Regions from separate parts of the Homo sapiens genome. Here region 2 is linked to region 1. The links are chromatin loops, found by intact Hi-C in ENCODE. Cell type or tissue: PC-3. All regions are shown on one strand.

Region 1 (5,000 bases):
TAGATTCCCCCAACCTGGCCACAGTGTCTCCACGCGGCTAATGGAAAAGCCTTCGGAGTGGGCCCATGTTGCATATGCATAAGCTTTCCTTTGGCCGTGGATGGGCATTGGGTGCTCTTACTCCCATTTCAACTGTGTCTCTGTGCTTCTTTGGGTTTCCTTCAAGATTAACAGGCCATCTGGGCTAAACAGCTATTTGAAGTGACTTGGCCAGGCCCTGGGCTGGCCTCTTGGGAACTCTGGGACTTGAGTGTTGAACCCGAGCCCCGCCCTCCTGCTCACCCACTCAGCATGGCAGCAGCAGCTTTTATGTATCAGCAGCGACCTAGAACTAGGCCAAGCATCCCCTTCACCTCCTGCAGGATGAAGGTCAGGCTCCTCACACGGTGTCGGAGGTCCTGCTTCCCCTGCCCCTGGGCCCTCTGTTACACCCATCATCCCGTGTCCAGACTTACCACAGCTCCTGAGCAGGCCTGGTGTTCTCCTGCCTGCCAAGCCTTCGCACCTGCTGCTTCTTCTGCCCTTTGGGCGTTCCTGGGGGTGGGGGGTGCAGAGAGGAGGATCTAGGGCTCCCCTCTGTGTTCCTGCAGCCCAGTGTGTCTGCCTCTGGCACACACCTGCACTTGGAACTCACATCTGTCCCTGCTGGACCCTGGGTCCTCCCTGGGACTCTGGCCTCGCACCTGCACACAGTGGATGCCACCAAGCGAGGAAGGCTCAGGGCCAAAGCGTTTTAACCCCTTTACCGAGAACCTGAGTTGTAAGAACTTGCTGAATCTTGCTACATACAGATGCGGCACCTTAATGGAAATGGCTAAACAGAGAGAGGTTTTGCTGGTGAAGGTTTTTGTTGCTATTGCTGCTCCTGCCACTGAAGGCTTTCTCAGGAGGAAGCCCCTCAAACCACCCCCTCACCCTGGGAAATAGGAAGGTGGGCTGCCTGTCTGTGTGGCCAGCTCAGTCACTGGGGGGCGGTGAGCACAGTGGCCGGATGCCACTGCAGCCTCCCCACCTTCTCCCTGCCCTCCATCTGCCCCTGCCAGGTCTTCCAGGCACCCACTCTCTCCTTCCACTCCTCGATCGGGGTAGCTGGAAGAGCAGAGGGGCTAAATTGAGTTTATATAGCTTTCCCTGTATATATTTAGAGATAAGAAGTTCATTTAGGGATCAGGGGCTGCTGCTTCTCTATGCATCATTAAGCACACCACATCTGCTACTGAGCTAGCAATCAGCAGAATATTGAGAAAAGTTATAAAGAAATCTTTGCATCGGTTCATTTTCATTCTCAACTCCCTGTGTCCTGGCTCTCAGATTTCTGTGAGCGAGTGCAGGGGAGGAAATGGAGCCGCGGCTGTTGGGGCCATGCTTTGGGAGCTGGGGCTGGATTCAGATAATTCATCTTGGACCTGCTGTCTTTTCTCGGTGTGTGTGCCTATGTGCGTGTGTGTGTGCAAGCATGTGAGTGTGTGTTGGGGGAGGGCGGGTGGTGGTGTTGAGGAGATGGTCTATGGAAAGCTGTGCATGCATTGTCCCATGGTGGCCACGCCAGGAAGGGCATGTCGCCTGATCAAGTCCTGAGCATGTCGCCATGGCAGTCCTGAGCACTGTCCTGCAGGTAGGCTGAGGCTGCAGACCAGACTTAGGTGCCATCTCCCTAGATGACCTTGACCAAGCCACCTCCCTTCTGTGGTCCTCAGTCTTCCGGGCTGTAAAGTGAGGGCACTGGGCCAGGTGGTCGCGCCTTGCTGAGAGGAGCAGGGGGAAGGTGAGCTAGTGCAGCACAGAGCTGGCTCTCAGTAAAACCTGTTTGGATGCTGCCACTGTGGCGACTGGTGTTCTCTGGTCCCTGCTGCCTCCCCACCCAGCAAGTTCCCATGGCCTTGGCTTTCTTAGGTTGGTGGCTGAGTGGGGAGAGTCACAGGCACAGGTGCTGGGTTCTGGAGTCTCGGGGCTAGAAACTGTTGCCTTGTGGCCTCCTCCCAGAACAGCAGGTGGGTCTGCCCTCTCTCTAGCTCCTATACCAGGCCCAGAGAACTCAGTCTCCTCAGCCTCTCCCTGGGGACCCCTGGCAAGGGCATTGGTGGCCAGGTGGCCCAAGGTCCCTCAGCCCCCTCCCAGGGCAGTTGTCCCGCAGAGTGACATGTGGCAGGTTAAACTGCAGGTGTCACTGTTAGCCCTGAAATGGGGGCTTGGTTGGGCCGGCCTGTGGGCAGCCGCAAAGGAATCTTCCTGGCTTAGCGGCTTGGCCGGCTGAGGGAGCCCCGGAGCGGGCGCAGCACTCCCTGCTCTTATGCTTTGCCTCCCTGGCTGTGTGGACATTGCCCACCCTTAGCTAAAGCAAGGACGATACTAACTGACCACAGCCTGGCCCCAAGAAAGCACCATTTTCACAAGGCACGCAAATGGCTCTCTGAACACCTGTAATTAGAAGGAATGCTCAAAACCCGGACATTTGTGGGATCAGCATTTAACCTCGGCCAACCCCTCAGGAAGGAGGGGCGCAGGGAGGCTGAGTGCAGCCACGTCCATGCAGTCAGTGTGGCCAGCCTGGGGGGCCTGTGAGGACTGAGGGAGGGTGGGGACCCCTGGGTAGAAGAGGCCAAGAGCTTTGTGCTCTATTGAGGAAGCTGCAGAGGAGGAGAGACCCAAATCAACATGGGGTGTTCATGCTCTGTTCCTTGTACCTCGAATGGTGGCACTCTTGCCCTCTAGACATTGCTAAGGACTTAGAGGTTCAGGAGTCACAGGCAAAAAAGGCCCCTTTTTAAAGTGTTTTTAAAAGTGACCGGTGGGGTGCTGTTTTTCCGGGAAATTGAACTGCATAAACCACAGCCACTGACCGGGAAACGCCTGCCACCACCAAATTGCCCCCGGGAACTTGGGGCACAGCGTCCCAGCCCTGGGCCAGGCAGGTTCCTATAGCCGCCAAGTGGATTACACACCCTGGCTTCACTTCAGTGGGCTTGTTGACCCTCAACGTACTCTCCCCATGTTGTTTTACTCCCCTTTTTAAAAATTCTGCATTTCATTCTGGACCAAGAAAGCCCTTGGACTTGAGAGAAAACTAGTATCTGCTCGAAGCAGGTTTGGAGGGGTCTCCGTCTCTCTGGGAGCTGCAGTTCCCGCCCCAGGCCCAGCGGCTGCAGGAGTGGGGGCTGCTGGGCTTTCTGGGCTTCCGTATCTTAATTTCTGTTTAAAGAGAACGTAGAAAGAAGGGTGTGTGTATCTGTGTGTTGGTGGGGAGAGAGGGCATAGAATATTTTCAGGTCTTAAAAAGAAGAAGAAAAAAATAAATTTTTGAATAAGAATGGTCCATGTACTGTGACCGCAGGGCAAATGCAAATGTCTGTTTTCAAACACAGACTCGTGAATTCTTATTAGGAGTTCGTGACTGCGCCTCCAAGCAGGACATTACATATTCATCAGTGTGAGCAACCAGGCTGCCCACTTCAGGTGTGGCCTTCGCAACACCCGTGTCCCTTTAATCTTGGGGGAAGAAGGAGAAGGAGAAGAAAACCATGACCAGCCACATTTGGTCTGTTTTCTTCAGTTGCTAAAGTGTTAAGGGAATAGGAGATAAAAAGATGCATGCAGAAAAAGCAGCAGCCGCAGCGATACTCCACAAAGATCTTTTTAGTGTCAACTTAAATGTACACAAATAGCGGATGATGATCTCTTTTATTGGACTAACATTTATCCAGTAATATCCACACACTTTTAAAACCATTGAGGCCTCCTCTTCAGGTGTTCATTTGAATAGAAATAGCTGAATGAGTGTTTTTATAATTGATCCCCTGAGAACTGAATGTCTAGTGCTGCATAACCAACATTTTCCCATTGCTGGGTTTTTTTTCCCCCAAATTGCCACTCTGCAAAATTAGGATTTTGTACAGTTTTGATAAGAGAATTAACCTCCCACGTGCCAAACTCCCTGAGTATGAGGGACTCCCAAGGAATCGGATTGTGCGAGGTCAGCTTTGACACCAGATATTTTACGGGGGCTTTGCTGCTGCTCAGTCTGAGAGAGGGAACCGCAGAGATCTGGTGGGAGGTAGACTTGATGGAGGCAGAGGGAGAGGAGGAGGCTGTTGCACACCCTGAAAGGTTCCTGGACCCCAGAATCTTGCGCTTCTGACTTTTCCTTCTGCACTTGCCAGAAACACCCGGACGCTCACTCTGGCTCAATGTGGCGTCTGTGGGTGCTTGGAGCCCTGGACCTTGATGGAAACGTGAAAGATTTTCCTTTCCTCTCCCTCGAAGTGTTTCCCCCAGGGCTGCCAAGTATGTCCTCAGAGTCTTCACTCTAGTTCTTAAGTTACAATCATAATATATGCTTATTGTAGAAAACTTGAAAAATGTGCAGAAGTATAAAGTCGACAATAAATATTACCCCAAATTCCACCACCCAAACACTGTGGTGTTTCCTTCCAGTCTTATTTTATGTGTGTGCATATTAAAAAAAATATATGTATATGATCATACTGCATACATAGAGTTTTGTAACCTGTATTTTTTTCTTTCATTTAATAGTAATATACAAAGCATCTCCCGTGTCTTTAAGCATCATCTGTCAGCATCAATTTAGCGGCTGTGCACACAGCTATCAAATGGCTGTAGTTGAATGAACTTAATTACCCTCTATTGATGGACAGTTGGGTGGGGAGCTTTCTTTTTTGACTGTGTAAAAAGGAAACGTCAGTCTCTGGCCATTTTGTGGGAGACTTATTTAAACCAGGGTAAGACAGTTATTTAGGAAACAGTTTTCCCTTCATGGCCTAGAAGTGAAGGAAAGAGCAGTTTTTTGCAGCAGAAACTGACCAACGTGTCTTCAGTAAGACAAGCCACAGGGCTCAGGGCCAGGGGGAAGCTGGAGCAGCCGGTCTGGCTCCCCTGTCACTCCTAGTTCACGCTGATCCCAGCTCTGAGTCCTGGTGTCAAGGAGGCTGCTTTCAGCTCCAGACAACAGAAACGCTGCTTAACCCGCTGCAAAAGCGAGTACG
Region 2 (5,000 bases), 600 kb after region 1:
AGGAAATGTCGAAGACTGGGTAATTTATAAAGGAAAGAGGTTTAATGGACTCGCAGTTCTGCATTGCTGGGGAGACCTCAGGAAACTGACAATCACGGCGGAAGGTAAAGGGGAAGCAGGTACCTTCCTCACAGGGCAGCAGGACGGAGTGAGGGCAAGCAGGGGAAATACCAGACACGTAAAACCATCAGATCTCATGGGACTCACTCACTCACTATCATGAGAACAGCATGGGGCAACCACCCTCATGATTCAATTACCTCCCACTGGGCCCCTCTCACAACATGTGGGGATCATGGGGATTTCAATTCAAGCTGAGATTTGGGTGGGCACAAACCCAAACCATATCAGTGGCTTTTCCTTGAATAATGAAAAATAAAATGGATTTGGCTTGGTTTGGGGATCAAAAATCACTGCTGAGACAGACTGGAGGATGAGAGGCTGAATCACGGAGAAGAGCCCTGGGAAGAGGAAGGCAGTGTTATTAACAGTGTTGTCTCTGGCTTTGTGGGGTTAGGCATAAGTTAATTGCCATTGGTGCAGTACTGTCATCACACCAAAGATTCTGGCTCAGTATCTGCTTCTAAGGACAAGGGTCCCATTGGATGTCCACCCCCAGCCCACCTGGCCTGGCACCAGGGGACAGTAGATGTTTCAGAGTGAGGGAATCTATTCAGTATCCCTTATGCCCATTCAGAAACTCAGCAAACATTTTTTCATGCACCTACTATGTGTTGGGCAGAAGGTTAACTTCTATAACATTATTTTATTTAGTTAAAAATGTTCTTCATAGCCTTTAGCTGATGCTATTTTATATGATACATTTGTTATTTGCATAGGATGTCTCTCTTCTCACTTCCTCAGGACAGGGGCTCACTTTGTTCGCCGCTATATTCCCCAGTGCCGGTGTCTGGAATCAGGCTGATACCCCGTAGAACTTCTTGAACTAATGAATGAATAAATGTGTTCTCTCACACTCTTTCAGATGGGTGTTAATCTCTGTAATACCAGGTTAGGAACAGAAGTTCAAAGAGGATGAGCACAGCACAGGGGTTAGAAGCAAGGACTTCAGAGTCAGGTGGAACTGCAAGGTTTTATTTCATTTTACTTACTCTTTTTCTCTCCAAGCCTCATTCTCACACTGAAAAATAGGAATCATAGTAAACCTACCATACATAGTGGTTTTGTGAGGATTAAATTAAGTCAGAGAAATAACTTTGCTCTGTTCCTGGCATATTGGGAAATATTCAGTGATTTGCAGCCAAAATTATGACATAGAGGTAGGACTGGGTTGAGTGTAATCTCTGTTCTCTGGCTCCTTTCCCAAACACTAAGGGTCGATTCTACACAATGGTGATGAAGGAAGCAGGATGTGGCTTCAGGGACAGTCATCTTCCCTTTAAGGGTCGTGTGGGCTCATGCATGTTAACTGAACGTCTACTATGAGCCAAGCCTACAAGATCTGCAGTCACAGATACAAATGCGGCACAGCTCTTGCTTTCAACTTTGCTCTCAGCCTCATGGAAGAAACTGATAATTCAGAGAAACGGACTGTATGAGTTTTCTGTTGCCATTATAACAAATCATCACCTTCTTAGTGGCTTGAAACAACGTGAATTTATCTCACTGTTCTGCAGGTCAGAAATCCAGAATGGGACTGTGTTCCTCTCCGGAGGTTCTAGGAGAGAATCCACTTATTTGTCTTTTCCAGCTTCTAGAGGCTGCCCATATTCCTTGGCTCATGGCCCTTCATCACTATGACCTCTGTTTATTTTATCACCTCTTGTCCCTTCAGTCTGACACCCCTGCCTCCCTCTTATAAGGACCACTGTAATTACATCAAGCCATCCAGATAATCTGGAATCATGTTCCCATCTCAACATCCTTAACTTACTCACATCTACAAAGTTCCCTTTGCCATCTAAGGTAACATAGTCACAGGTTTGAGGGATTGGGACGTGGACATCTTTGGAGGGGCATTCTTCTGATATGGTTTGGCTGTGTCCCAACCCAAATGTCATCTTGAATTGTAGTTTCCATAATCCACATGTGTCATGGGAGGGACCTGGTGGGAGGTAACTGAATCATGGGAGAGGTCACCCCATGCTGCTGTTCTCATGACAGTGAGTGACTTCTCACAAGATGTGATGGTTTCATAAGGGGCTTTCCCTGCTTTTGCTCAGCACTTCTTCCTGCCATCTTGTGGAGAAGGACGTGTTTGCTTCCCCTTCCACGACCACTGTAAGTTTCCTGAGGCCTCCCCAGCCATACAGAACTGTGAGTCATTTAAACCTCTTTCCTTTATAAATTACCCAGTCTCAGGCAGTCCTTTACAGCAGTGTGAGAACGAAATAATACACTACCTCAATGACAGTAGGACTGCATTAATGCATTGATAAGGACTGCAGTGGAAGCTCGGAGGTGGGATACCTTATGCAGTTTTGAGAATCAGGGTTTCATCATCTAGAAAGCAAGAGTTTGAATGCACCGATTCCCAAGGCCACAACCTTGAACATTCTGAAATCTACAAAAAGCCAGTGTCTTTCCTACTGTAGTATTTTGGGTTTGCTGAATCTAAGGTCTACTTGTGAAGTCAACATCTTTGCAAGTTATCAATATTAAGAAAAAGGACCCACACATAATATCTGGCTCCCTTCATGAACACACTCTACTATGTTCCCCCTGCCAGCTTCCCCAAAACAGCCTGGGGGCCATGGTCACAGGAACCACCAGCCCACCCTCCAACAACTCAGAGGGACCTTGACGTTGGTTGAGGGGCCCTTGAAAAGGGAATGAAGTGCTGCTGAAGAGCGTCCCCCACCCTGCCCATGCCACCTAGCGGATCTTCTTTCAAACCCTGCATTTCTGAAGGCACGTCTTCCTGTGCTTGGCTGGGTGACTCATCACAAGGAGAAACGTTAGTCACATCAGATGACACATGGCAGCAGCTAAAACGGGAAAAGCGCTCCCTGAGTCATCCCTGGAGCCGGGCGGCAAAGGCTCCTCCTGGGACCATGTGTGGACCCTCCAATGAGGGGGGCCTGGGTCACCTTCACTGAGTGGACAGGACACTCAGTGAAGTTCCAAAGGACACTCAGTGAAGTTCCAAAGGACACTCCGCGTCTTTTTCCTCCAGCTCCTGAAGGAAGCACAGTGAAGACTCCAGCATGGAAAAGCGTGTCCCACACGGCCTCGGCGCCTCCATGGATGATAGGCATGGGGCACCCCCTTTCCTCTGGAAGGTTCTGGTGGGGGGCAGCACACCGTCCACGGGAGCAACGGCCTCTGCATCTGCCCACTGCAGATTCACTTCGTATTTTTAGTTCCCAAACCTTGACATCCAAGCTCCCGCTCTGTGGCTTCCGCGGCAGCCTGGCAAGCTTCCTGTGAAGTCGCCCGCTGCTGAGCTTCCGCACCCTTCCTCCCGCAGAGCCAGCCAGTCATGGAAGAGCGGGATCATCCCGGAAGGTTGGTGCGACAGGAGTGGGTGGTGAGGAAGGCGAAGGCAGCCTTCTCGGAACCTGGCTCCCTGAGACAGGACATGGAAGCAGGGGTGTCCTCTTCTGTGGAACGTCATTTAGCTTCTTCTCACCCATTCTGCAACACACACACACACACACATACACACACACACAAACACGCCACATGTACACATGCACATATACGCACAAATACACACAGTACACACTGTGCATACACATGCGGCACACACAGTACCCACATGTACACATGCACACATACACACAAATACACACACAGCACACACACATACACACATGCAGTACACACAGTACCCACATGTACACATACACACATATGCACAAATATGCACACAGTACACACGCACATGCGGTACACACAAAGTACCCACCTGTATGCATATGCACATATACACACACAGCACACACACACACACACAGTATACACACAGTACCCACATGTACACATGCACACATCCACACAAATACACACACAGTACACATACATACACACATGCAGTATACACAGTACCCACATGTACACATACACACATATGCACAAATACACACACAGTACACACACAGACACACATACAGTACACACACATAGTACCCACATGTATGCATATGCATATATACACACACAGTACACACACATACACACATGCAGTATACACACGGTACCCACGTGTACACATGCACACATACGCATGAATACACACAGACAGTATGCTCATACACACATGCAGTATACCCACAGTACCCACATATACAAATACACACATATGCACAAATATACACACTGTATGTACACACATGCAGTACACACACTACACACATGTACACATACACACATATGAACAAATACACATAGTACACACTCTGTATGTACATGCACAGTGTACACACATGCAATACACACACAGTACCCACATGTACACATACATATGCACAAATACATGCAAATCCACAAATACACACACGTGCACACATGCAGTACACACACATACACTCAGTACACACATGTACACACAGTACTCACACATACACATGCACAAATACACACATAGAGTACACACACATAGTACACATAAATACACACAGACACACATATCCACACATGCAGTACACACATATACATATATAGTACACAGATACATGTATAGCACACACTTGCACACACGCACACATATACACACATACATCTCTACCAGAGATTTTGCATCTGATAGAATAGATGCTTCTCTTTCACACCTTAAGGCATCTAGGATAACTTTCTTTCTTGTTTTCTAAAATTTTTTAAATGTTTAAAATCCTTAATAGCATAATGAAGATGAAGTCTCTGGAAAAAGAGCAAAAAATCTCAAGAAAAAAACAAAAGCAGGCTGACATGATGACAGAGAGGCAAAAATAGAAAGCTTAAATAAGAAAATAATGGAAGGAAACACAGAGAGAGCAAGATAATAAAATCTACATAGGTTTTAGGATGAAAAACAGCAAAATTGACGTTAAAGAAATTTT

Evidence for each region. Peaks named below come from ENCODE experiments on the same cell type or tissue, not always from the same donor. Only the 100,000 strongest peaks of a DNase experiment are listed, where the experiment ranks them.
Region 2: it touches region 1 in a loop (4-fold over the local background); 2 of 110 quality-filtered maps call a loop at or near these places.

The regions. Positions count from the first base shown.
Region 1 is chr14:96,582,198-96,587,197 of GRCh38, forward strand. No RefSeq gene overlaps it. Among named protein-coding and RNA genes, the nearest start is that of PAPOLA, 82 kb to the left of the region's middle. In PC-3, a CTCF peak has its summit at 2,210 (motif pointing right); a DNase peak (open chromatin) is centred at 2,184; H3K27me3 peaks cover 506 bases.
Region 2 is chr14:97,177,605-97,182,604 of GRCh38, forward strand. No RefSeq gene overlaps it. Among named protein-coding and RNA genes, the nearest start is that of LINC02304, 25 kb to the left of the region's middle. RefSeq lists enhancers at 2,143-3,342, 2,748-3,042. In PC-3, a CTCF peak has its summit at 2,811; DNase peaks (open chromatin) are centred at 1,347 and 2,907; H3K27ac peaks cover 3,714 bases.